2 separate regions of the Homo sapiens genome follow, and region 1 is linked to region 2. The links are chromatin loops, found by intact Hi-C in ENCODE. Cell type or tissue: GM12878. All regions are shown on one strand. Links, peaks and the distances in the headings refer to the core of each region. The heading gives the core; the rest is flanking DNA. Region 1 has its middle 66 kb from the start of LINC01924. Region 2 overlaps LINC00305 (long intergenic non-protein coding RNA 305).

The links. Peaks named below come from ENCODE experiments on the same cell type or tissue, not always from the same donor. Only the 100,000 strongest peaks of a DNase experiment are listed, where the experiment ranks them.
Region 1: it touches region 2 in a loop (4-fold over the local background); 2 of 110 quality-filtered maps call a loop at or near these places.

What each region holds. Positions count from the first base shown.
Region 1 is chr18:64,035,611-64,041,002 of GRCh38, forward strand. No RefSeq gene overlaps it. Among named protein-coding and RNA genes, the nearest start is that of LINC01924, 66 kb to the right of the region's middle. In GM12878, for the core only: a CTCF peak has its summit at 2,405 (motif pointing right); no DNase peak of the experiment used is centred there.
Region 2 is chr18:64,097,239-64,102,553 of GRCh38, forward strand. It overlaps LINC00305 (long intergenic non-protein coding RNA 305), which reads right to left. Exons shown (of 7, transcript NR_190189.1): 5 at 1,339-1,402; 6 at 596-757. Among named protein-coding and RNA genes, the nearest start is that of LINC01924, 4.2 kb to the right of the region's middle. In GM12878, for the core only: no CTCF peak of the experiment used is centred there; a DNase peak (open chromatin) is centred at 3,223.

The sequences.
Region 1 (5,392 bases), core at 56-5,055, 62 kb before region 2:
GAGTCCCCAAAGCCCATTGTATCATTTTTATGTCTTTGCGTCTTTATGGATTAGCATCTGCTTATGAGTGAGAACATATGTTTGGATTTCCATTACTGAGTTACTTCACTTAGAATGATAGTCTCCAATTCCATTCAGGTTGCCGCAAATGCCATTATTTTGAAGAACAAGATAAATTTGGATATAACTGTGAAGTAGGCAAAATTCTCTCCATACTTTCAAAATATGTCTTTATTTCCTGTCATAGAAAGCACCAAATAATGGACTTGCTATGCTGTTGTGGAAATAACATCCCTCTAAGAATCAAGATACTTGAACTTGTTGCCATCCCTGTCCGTTACTTGTTGAGCAAGCTTTAGAAAGTCAGTTAACTTGGAAAAAACAAAAACAAAACAAAAAACAAACATACAAAACTTCCCTTGGTTTCCTTATCTGTAAAGCGAGAGTGTGGAAGGAGATAATCTTTGAAGTTCCTACCAACTCAAAAATTCTGTAACTCTTAAAAGTGGCCCATGGTCTCATAATAATGTTAAGTTGGTGCTATTAAGTGTTATTCTAGAGTAACAGGTATAACAGATATGAAGCCACGGCAACTAGGTTTGTATTCTAAATCTGCAACCAAATGGTTGTGTGACATTGGACAAATCACTTAATATCTAAGCTTCAGGCTGGGTGCAGTGGCTCACGCCTGTAATCCCAACACTTTGGGAGACTGAGGCAAGCAGATCACCTGAGGTCAGGAGTTCAAGACCAGCCTGGCCAACATGATGAAACCCCGTCTCTAATAAAAATACAAAAATTAGCCGCGTGTGGGGGCTCGCACCTGTAGTCTCAGCTACTTGAGAGGCTGAGGCAGGAGAATCACTTGAACCTGGAAGACAGAGGTTGCAGTGACCCGAGATCACACCACTGCACTCCAGCTTGGGTGACAGAGCGAGACTCCGTCTAAAAAAAAAAAAAAATGCTAAGCTTCTGTAATCTAAAAAATGAGAATTAAATGATAATATTTGTCATAGCATGCAACTTAATTCAAAACACATTTCATTTCAAAACACATTTCAAATTTGTTTTTAACTGTGCACCTCATACTTGGTTATTCATTATGCCACGGCAGCTAAGACCAAGCCACTTTCATGTTCTGCAATATTGTCCTACTGCAATAGTCTCCTGACCAGCTTCCCTGCCTCCAGAGTGAAAATTTAAAAGCTGAAATCAAATCACATGATTCTCCTGCTTCCAACCTTCCAATGGCTCCCATTTTAAACTTAGAATCAAATTCCAATTCTTTGTATGGTCTATAAGAACTGTGTGGTCTGAGCTGCTTACTTCTTCAGTGTCCCATCTGATCATTTCCATCCCTCTATTCTGGGGCCCACTAACCTGCTGATCTTCCAAGAAATGAGCTTGTTCTGTATTGTTCTTTCTGCTTGGTTTTTCCCTCAGACCTTCCCAGGGCTGGGCTTTTCATCATTTTTTGTCTCTGGCCATATATCAGAGAGATAGTCCCTGTCTACACAATACCTCTCTTTACTTCCAAGAACTTTGTGTCTCTTATGCTAAGATTTGCAGACATTTAGTGACTGATAGTGACTTGTCCAAAGTTACTCAAACTTTAGAAATTAGAATCCAGAGGTCCCATGTTTTTTAAAAAAATCACATGCAGACAGATTGCCATTGTATCTTTGTAATATAAGAAGTACCCACTTCCTCCGGGTTTACTGAGGGAAAACTTTCTGTAACGGAGTCACTGATCATCATTAGATATGGAGGGTGGAACTTTGGACTTCAAACTATTTTTCATATCCTGCAAAGCATGGGGCTATTCTTGAGTTCCAATTGTTGCACTTAAGCATAAGAAGAATATGACAATCAGGACTGTGTTTTTTCCAAAAGACATGCTAAGACAAAAATAAAACATTAATTTAGTAATCACCAGATTTTTCCAGCAAGCACAGTTTTGTGTTAGAATGTTTCAGAGATGAAGGGAAGGGGGAAAAAAACTGACAAATGCATTTCACTAGCTGTAATTGACGTGTGGATAGGTAAATGGACATGAATTAACAGCTTTTAAATGGTTATGGCAGATGTTTTAAATGGGCCACACTGGACATACATCAATATCCAATCTTCCAATCTTTTTTGTAGCAGAGTTAAGAGACACTAAAAGTACTTTTAAGTTAATGAGTGACTAGCAGGTAAGCAACGAGCAAATTGATAGGTTATCTGTCCCAATTTCATCTGTGCATCTGACAGGTCCCACACAGTATTTAAATTGACTTCAAAAATATTTTTTGTGTTTGCTATTATGAAGGTAATTGGTGTAAAATTCCCTTGTTTCACAAAGACAAGTTAACCAAAAAAGAGTAAAATAAAAATCTCCACCAGAGGTCAGCAGTGTACACATTTTCACCATGGTTTAAACTCAAGAACCCCCACTACAGGTGGGATCTGAGCTTTATCAATAGGGTGAGATGAATTCCCTGACGATAGCACTCTTTTGCCTTATTTCTAAAGCACTCAACTCCAGTAAAAGTTCACAAAATACATCTTTGAAATTTAGAAATTATGAATGCTGCTCATTTTGGTGAAAAGATGAGAGTATGGGCCATGTGGTATGGAAATGGACAGTGGTCTGATGACTGACAAGGGAATAGAAGCCTGGGTTGCTCTTTCCCTGTCACAGGACTGGTGTTACTGCCACATGCAAAAATCTCCTTTTCAGGAGTCTTTTAGGTTATAGTTCGGTGAGAAATATGTCAGAAAGTAGCCACAGAGATAAAGGGTCTTTTTCTTATGTATAGTAAAATAAGGAAAAAAAATATATAGATATAGCTTTCAAGTAATAGCTATATACTTTGTAAATGTTTTTGATAGTCATATTCCTCTAATTTTTGAATATTCTTTCTGGTGAAAGGCAGTCAGTCAAGTTTGTGTTTCTAACTCTTGTCCATTACTGGGATGATGTCTCGTGAGTTAGAAGGATATGAAGGCTTTAAAAGTTTCCCTTGGAAAGGGTGGGATTGAAACTGTTGGTCTCAATGTCTTTCCAGCCATTGAAGTTTGTAATAGTTTTGTTGAAGTTAGCAGTCTTTTGGTAGTTTTTTGATTGGCTTTACTCAGAAACTCTGTGGTCAAAATAGGCATTTGTAATGTGTTTAACAAAGAACATTTTGCAAAATGTCTGACAATATGGAGTATGAGGCAATTGACACTCATATATGAAGTCATCATCATCATTACCCAGAGCAGCCATACCAAGTGCCAACACAACACTGGCTACCCAGCATCACTGGAGGGTGCCAACAGGACCACAGGAGGATGTTGACTTGGAGGATGTTTCTCCAGCGTCCTAGACAGCATTATAGTCACATCAGGATATCTACAAAAAGCAAAGCTATGTTACCACACTAGGGTTTCTTACAATCTTTTGCTTAATTAACATTAATTAACTAAATCTACAAACATGCCACTTCCTTTTTTTTTTTTTTTTTTTTTTTTTTTTTTTGAGATGGTGTCTCACTGTGTTACCTAGGTTGGAGTGCAGTGATGCAATCTCAGCTCAGTGCAACCTCTGCCTCCCGGGATTAAGTGATTTTCCTGCCTCAATCTCCCAAGTAACTGGGATTACAGTTGTGCACCACCACACCCAGCTAAGTTTTTGTATTTTTAGTGGAGATGGGGTTTCACCATGTTGGCCAGTTGGTCTCGAACACCTGACCTCAAGTGATCCAGCCTCCTCAGTCTCCCAAAGTACTGGGATTACAGATGTGAGCCACCACACCTGGCCCCACTTACTTTTTTATCAATAAATCTTGAATGCTTTACATTCCAGAAGAGTTCGAGAGAGAAACATGGGTGCTTTAATCTTAGGCTGTGCATAATATATGATATTTCCAAGTTGTTTCTCAAGAGTTTTAAAAACTGGTCATGAGGCTTAAGTATATTAAATCAGGCTTATTTTCAAAAGCCCTAACTTTAATTTCTATTGACAGTCTTTTAAATAGCAAGCAAATTTTAGTTGAATCCAAATATAAACTCTATACATTCATTATTTTCTATAAAATTGTAAATGACGGTAGTACATAAAGCATATATATATATATATATATATACCCAAAAAAAAGAAATGAAATAATTATTCTTTCTTTGTCCACAGAAGCAAAAGATCACTGAGAAATTCAGTCAATAAATATTTAATAAATATCTACTTGAAAAGATCACTTTAGAAGTTATTGGAGGAACAATAGCAAATAACTGAGTCAATGTCAACAAGATAACCATTTAAGGTAATCATATATATATATTTAATAATTATAAATTATTTATTCAGAAAACACTTAATGATTACCTGAGGAGTACCAGGCTTTGAGAAGAACAGTGGAAATCATTAGTAATAATAATAATGATAATAATGGTAATGGTGATGCCACTAATGACAGCATCTATCATTTATTGAGAGCCTTTATGTGCCTGGTACTGTATCAAGCATTCTCCATTTTGTTTTACCTCCATTTTAAGTTAAAAAACAAAGGACTAGAGAAATTAAATCTCTAATACAAACGTTCAGATATATTTGCAGAACATTCAGCCAATGTCTGATGTGTTTGGCTCAAAAGATGTTACACTGTATGGTACTACTTCTCATACAAAGATATAAAAGACAAATACACTTTCCTTCAAAGATCATAGATCATGAAGGATGTGAAGAAATATTAATAGCTATAAAACAATGTAATGATTGCTGTGATGTAGGGATATCTACACCATAATATCCATCAGGGTGAAGGGAGCTTCTAAATGCCTTGTGGTCCATTCACAGAGGAGAGGATGATGCTCATTTTGAGGTGGCGTATGAGTAGGAGTTCACTGTACAGTCAAGGGTAGGGAGACTTGCAAATGAAGCGAATAGGAGAGCAAAAGTTCCTTGCATGAGAGAACAAGCACATGCTTTAATGAGCCTTTGCACAGAACGACTTTGTAGAATGAACAGGGAACAATGCTAGAAGAATAGGCAGACTGAGGCCATGAATAGGACTGGGTATGCCTTGCTAAGGAGCTTACACTTTATTCTCTAAGCAATGGGGAGAAGTTAAAGCTGAGTGTTGACCCAGTTAGGTTTGACTTGCCAAATAATCACTTTAGTAGCCGTGTGGAGAACAGGGGAGAACAGGTAAGAACAGGAAGAGCAGTTGCAATATTTTAGGTGAGAAATTACAAGGGATTCAACTAAGACAGTCACATGCAGTAGAAATGGGACTGGCTGGAGGGTTGCTGGCTAGATTAAATCAAAAGAGACCCCCTGAAAGTACATATATGGCGCATGTGTCTCATAATTCTGGCTCGAATGACTGAGCATAGGGTGGTACTACTACGTTTGGGAACACTAAGAATT
Region 2 (5,315 bases), core at 316-5,315:
TAATAGCTGAATTAATTGCTGTGAATTAAATCTATTTGTATATTTTCAAGATTTTCTGTATTTGATTTATATTATATACAATTATGTTATTTTGTAAAAACCAAAGAGTCTGCCCCACCACTGGTGATTCAGTAACACAATATTTGCCACAAAAAGCAGCTTATAATTACTACTCAAGACAATGGATTCTTATTGTCTTAGAAATACAACTTACTGTAACTTTGGAGGGAAACAATAATGTAAAACTTGTAATTGCTATGTTTCCAGTCCAAGGTTTGAGCACAAGGTGTCTTTTATATAATTTCAGATTTGCTTGTTCTTATTATTAAGACTTATGAAAGTTTTTAAAGTAGAATATATATAAAATAAAGAAAAAATATAAAGAACATTCTTAAAAAGAGCCTATAAAGAACTACTCCGCGTGGTCAGAAGAGGGAGCTTTTAGATTGCAAAAAAAGTAAAATTTTAAGCACTCTATTATCAGAAGTAATATTATTTCAAGTCCTCATATTGAATACTAATAAAAAAGTAGCCATGGAAACATTCCTTTATAATAACTTAAAAAACTTTTTGTTTCATGAAATATTGAACTTACCTTTATTCTTCATTGAGAGCATGTAGAATCTCACTCTAACCACTGTCTTCTGACGCTTTGCACATTTGACCTTTGTAAGTGTGGCTGATAAACCAGAAGGCTGCTGACCAGTTTCCATCTCCTGCTTTCCCTTTTCATCTTTGCAGGTCGCAGAGATGGCTACTGAGATAAGGGACAGGAGAGTGGAGAGCAAGGTGGCAACAACTAACCAACAACAAAATTAAAGATTTATTACGTATTATTGAATAAAGGTACAGAGGCAAAGTTCTCTGACCAACATTGTCCATTAAAGATAATACTAGAAATATAAAAGTTGAAACTATCCATCTAATCTGAAGCCTTTTTCTATGTCAATATTCAGATTTTAAAAACTAGTATTTCAGTTCCTAGTGCCTTCGTAAGCGATTCATAAACCTGACCGTGTTTATAGGTACGGCAGAAAATGAAGACCCAGGAGTGAGTTCTGTTATTATAAAAATCATGGCAGTTAGAAGTGTAACCTAGAGTGCAGAATGCAACAATAAGGAGGATAATTCTTTTTTAATTGGCATGGATCACACACCAGTTCCACATTCAATTAGTGGCTTTACATCTTGAAACAGAAGTAGAAAATTTGAAGTGAGTTCATGTACTCATAAGTAACATTCTAATTTGGGAAACAAATTATGAGAAACTCTATAAATAGGGTTAATTTTTTTCTTAGGTTTGTAACTTTAAAGAAAGAATTTGAAATGGTTACTCACCATGTATAATGCACAGTCTATGAAGGTTGATCATATCCAGGGGTGGAACCAGATAATTTCCATCCTGCAAGTGAAAAAAGAAAATAAATTGTTGTTTTCAGTGAATGCTGCAAAACACAATGAAAGTGAGTAACCCTGGGAGTGTAAAAGTCCCCCATTCTTCTGTGTGAATCAGTGCTCATCTAAAGCCTGGACCTGAACAGCCTTAGACGTGTCCTCTATTTGCACCCAGCCTGGTTTAGATGACCCCAAGCCTCTTTCTGAAGTTATGTGTGCGGTTGGCTTAAATTTGACAAAAATATTGGGTAGGGTCAAGGCACTAAGCCAAGTGACAAGGAGCATTGAAGTTTCATACAATGTAAGGAAGGAGAAAGACCTGAGGGAGAAGGAACCTCAGTCATCCCATGAATAGAAGGAAAGTGGGGTGTTTGAGCAGAGAGGATATAGAGGGATATTATTCAAATCAGTAAGAGGAGAAGATATCCTGTCTCTATTCCTGTTGACCTTCTCCTTCTTATCACCAATCATTCATTTACTTTTACTGTCTGAAGAGGTGCAAATATTGTAATTTAAAAAGCAGATATTCCTTATAATAATATATTAAATGCTATATACCTGGAAACATTGTTTTAATGTTTTGTCTGTGTATTCTATGGTCCCTAAATATGGTCACATTTCATACATGTGTACTCTCTAAATTTGTGATTTTAAACATTTATTTAAAAGCCCTATTTATTAATCACTGATCTTGTGAGGTGGTGATGGGTGAAAAGATGAATGAGGCACAATCGTAGAAACTCATAGCCTCATAGGGGAATCAGAGAGGTCAGCAGATGTTTAAAACCTGCTGAGAACTAAGTACAGGTTTCAGTGGTTAAGATGCAAGGTGCTGCTGAGGCAGGGTTGGACCCAGAGATGGAAGAGGCACCGACAGTGATATAGTTGGTCTTAAGCTTTGAAATGATCTCACTCCTGAAAATAAAAATCTTTTTTGCTAGCTGGTCACCTGAATTCATTTAGTTTACCTTGTCTTTTTCCTGTAGTAGGATTTCACAGAGGATTTAACGTGTAATGGTAAGAACTCGGAACTGAGTGCAAACAGTTGGTTTTGACCATCAGGGAGAATAAAATCCAGCCCCTTGGTTTTATTAGGTACTGGGATCCTCGTTTCTCATTGCAGATGGTGGATTTTGTAATGTTTACATCCTTCAAGTTGTGAGTTGCCCTTTCCTGAATACTTGATATGTTCTACATGGCAAAGTCTGCCAGTCAAACGGCACAAAAAATGGTGTGTTCTCAGGTTCCTTGTTAACATACATACAGCTTTTCGGAACACAAATAAGTTCAAAGTTGTGCAAAGCTGTAAGGTGTTCCGTGTTGCCCTGGGCATTAATATAAAGTGAAAGCTAGTTACAGTTTGCAACTGAATTAGTAGCAGTCTCTATTTATAATGCAACCCTACTTCGACATAGCACATATATTTTTAAAGAAAGACTTAATATCCAATTATTTTTACAAGAAAGCTGGCTGGCTAACTCCAAGAAGTTTAAGTTTTCCATTAAATATTGTTTTTTTTTTCTTCAGGGGAGATGGTTGTTATGACAGGATTCTTTTGCCTTATAAAAAGCCTCGTGTAACAGATAAAGTAATTAGCTGTAGACCAAAGTAGTTTGCTCTGTGTGATTCTTTAACACCCCCTCAAAGCTACTCAAGCATCATATTTCATTTAATTAAATACACAAAAAGTCAATTGGAGCTCTCCGCTACATGAAACTTCTTGAAAGTATGAAGAAAGAACGTCACAGGAGGGCTTGTGTGTTCACCACAACCTCAGGACTGTCCCGGTGCTGGGCCTTTCTTTTCCTCAAGGGGCTTCCCAGTACAACTCGAAGCAGTCAGGGCCAGGATTGTGAAATCAGTCCATCTTCTTCACTGGTTATTTGTGGAAGCCCAATTTACCCTACTTTTACCCACATCCCTAGGCAAGTGAGTGCAAATAACTGAAATGACTCATAAAGTCTTTGAATGAATTGATTTTCTCTTTTTACTTGAAATCAAAAATAAATGTTCTCTTTTTTTCTCTGGCAAATTGCCTCCTATGCAGTTATAGCTGTGTATTTCTCCTGGGATTTACAGCATTTGAAAATCAGCACTTGAGAGACTCGTGCACCTGTGTGTCCATATATGGCTTCCTGTTTTGTCACATGAGGCAGTTGCCTGCTATGTTCAGATTCAGGGCTTTTTGAGAGGGAGAGCCATGAATGAATGTCCCATGGAAGGCTGCTGGTGAAGAGTGTCATGACTCTTCTGTTTGCAATAGAGTGTGTTTGTATCCTCATTTATTTTATGGAGAAAACAGGGTGCTTGCTTTCCAGAGACCTTTCTAGGATTCCTCTGTGAAAACCTCCTGTGAAAATTCCAAATGGTTTGAAAGACCCTTGGATCCTCAGGAGCACAAAGCTGGACATCTTTGCAAATGATCTGAGCAACCCCGTCTCTACCATTGCTAAGTGCTGTTTATCTCCATTAGAATTTGAGTCTCATGGTGGGTTTGTATTTGATAACCCCTTTTTATGATCACCTCAGTTCAGGACAGGGGATTGAGAAGCTGTATTTTCAGAATGAAATGAACCTGAGCAATAATCATTAACTCGGCATCGAGGAACAAGAATGTGACACCCACCTTAGGGTAAAGATAACAGTGCTCATATGGGAACAATGCCCTCTGTATTGGTTTCCTTGAGTTGATGTCACAGAGTTCCAGAAGCTGGGTGGCTTAAATCAGCAGAAAATTGAGTTGTTGAGAGGCGCATGCTCTGAGGGCTTTTGGGAAAAAATGTTGCTAGCTTCTGGTGGTTGCTGGCAATTTTTAGCTTTCTTTGGTTTGTAGCCACATCACTCCAATCTCTGCCCCCATTGTCACATGGTATTTTCTCTGTGTCTCTGTCTTCACATTGTCTTCCCTCTATGTATGTGTGTGTGTCCAAGTTTCCTTCTTATAAGACACCAGTCATTGGATTATGTCCCACCCTAATCCACGATGACTTCATTTTAACAGATTACATTTAATAAGACCTTTTTAAAATCAGGTCACATTCTGAGGCTGTGGGTGGAAAGCTTCTTCTGGAAGAAGTTTTTGGGGAACACTGTTTAACTCACTACATTTTTCTATGGCATCTTCATTTCCTTGCAGCAGCCTCACAGAAAAGCAAAACCAAATTTACAGGATCAGTTACTCAAATGGAAATCCATCTTCAGTATGATGTGACTGCATAGCCAGAGTTTTCCACATGGTAGGTTGTAGCCTACAAATGAATATGGCTGCTTGAATGTGGCTGACTCTTTTGGGCTACTACTTAAAATTTTTCCAGTCATATTTTTATAGTGCAAAATAGATTCCCCAGACATTTCCTGAAGTGCTCAGTGTAACTCCACACTAGAACATGTGCCTTCCCAAGTCCTGACAACCAAGTCAATTTCACAAACCGACAACATCATCCTGTGTTCCGATGCCCCCAGTGACCGCTGTTCATATCAGTAATATTTGAAATTTATCCTCACTTGTCCCATAAACATACACAAGCACAAAGCCCTCAGCAGCAACTGGACAAAATGCTTTCATGAGAGAAGCCTAAAGGTCTGTCAGTTATTCTCCCTTTGCTATGCTCATTCAGCATTGCTTCCCATGATCTAGTGAGCTAAGACATATAAACTGATACTCAAGGCCTAAAAAACAATAATAGAACTTAGCATTTTAATCTCCTACCTTTCCCTAGAGTTTCATAGCAACTTTTTGGATTCATTATAAGTAGACATTTAGAATGTCAGCTTCCAGCAATACGTACTCTGTGGTTACAAGTCCCCTGTTTTATATTGGGAACATAAGTATAAAGGGTAAAATATAATGGCATTTTAAATAAAGAACTGAAGAGACATACCCAAATGCCAGAAATGACCAAAATGCTAAAAATCAGGAT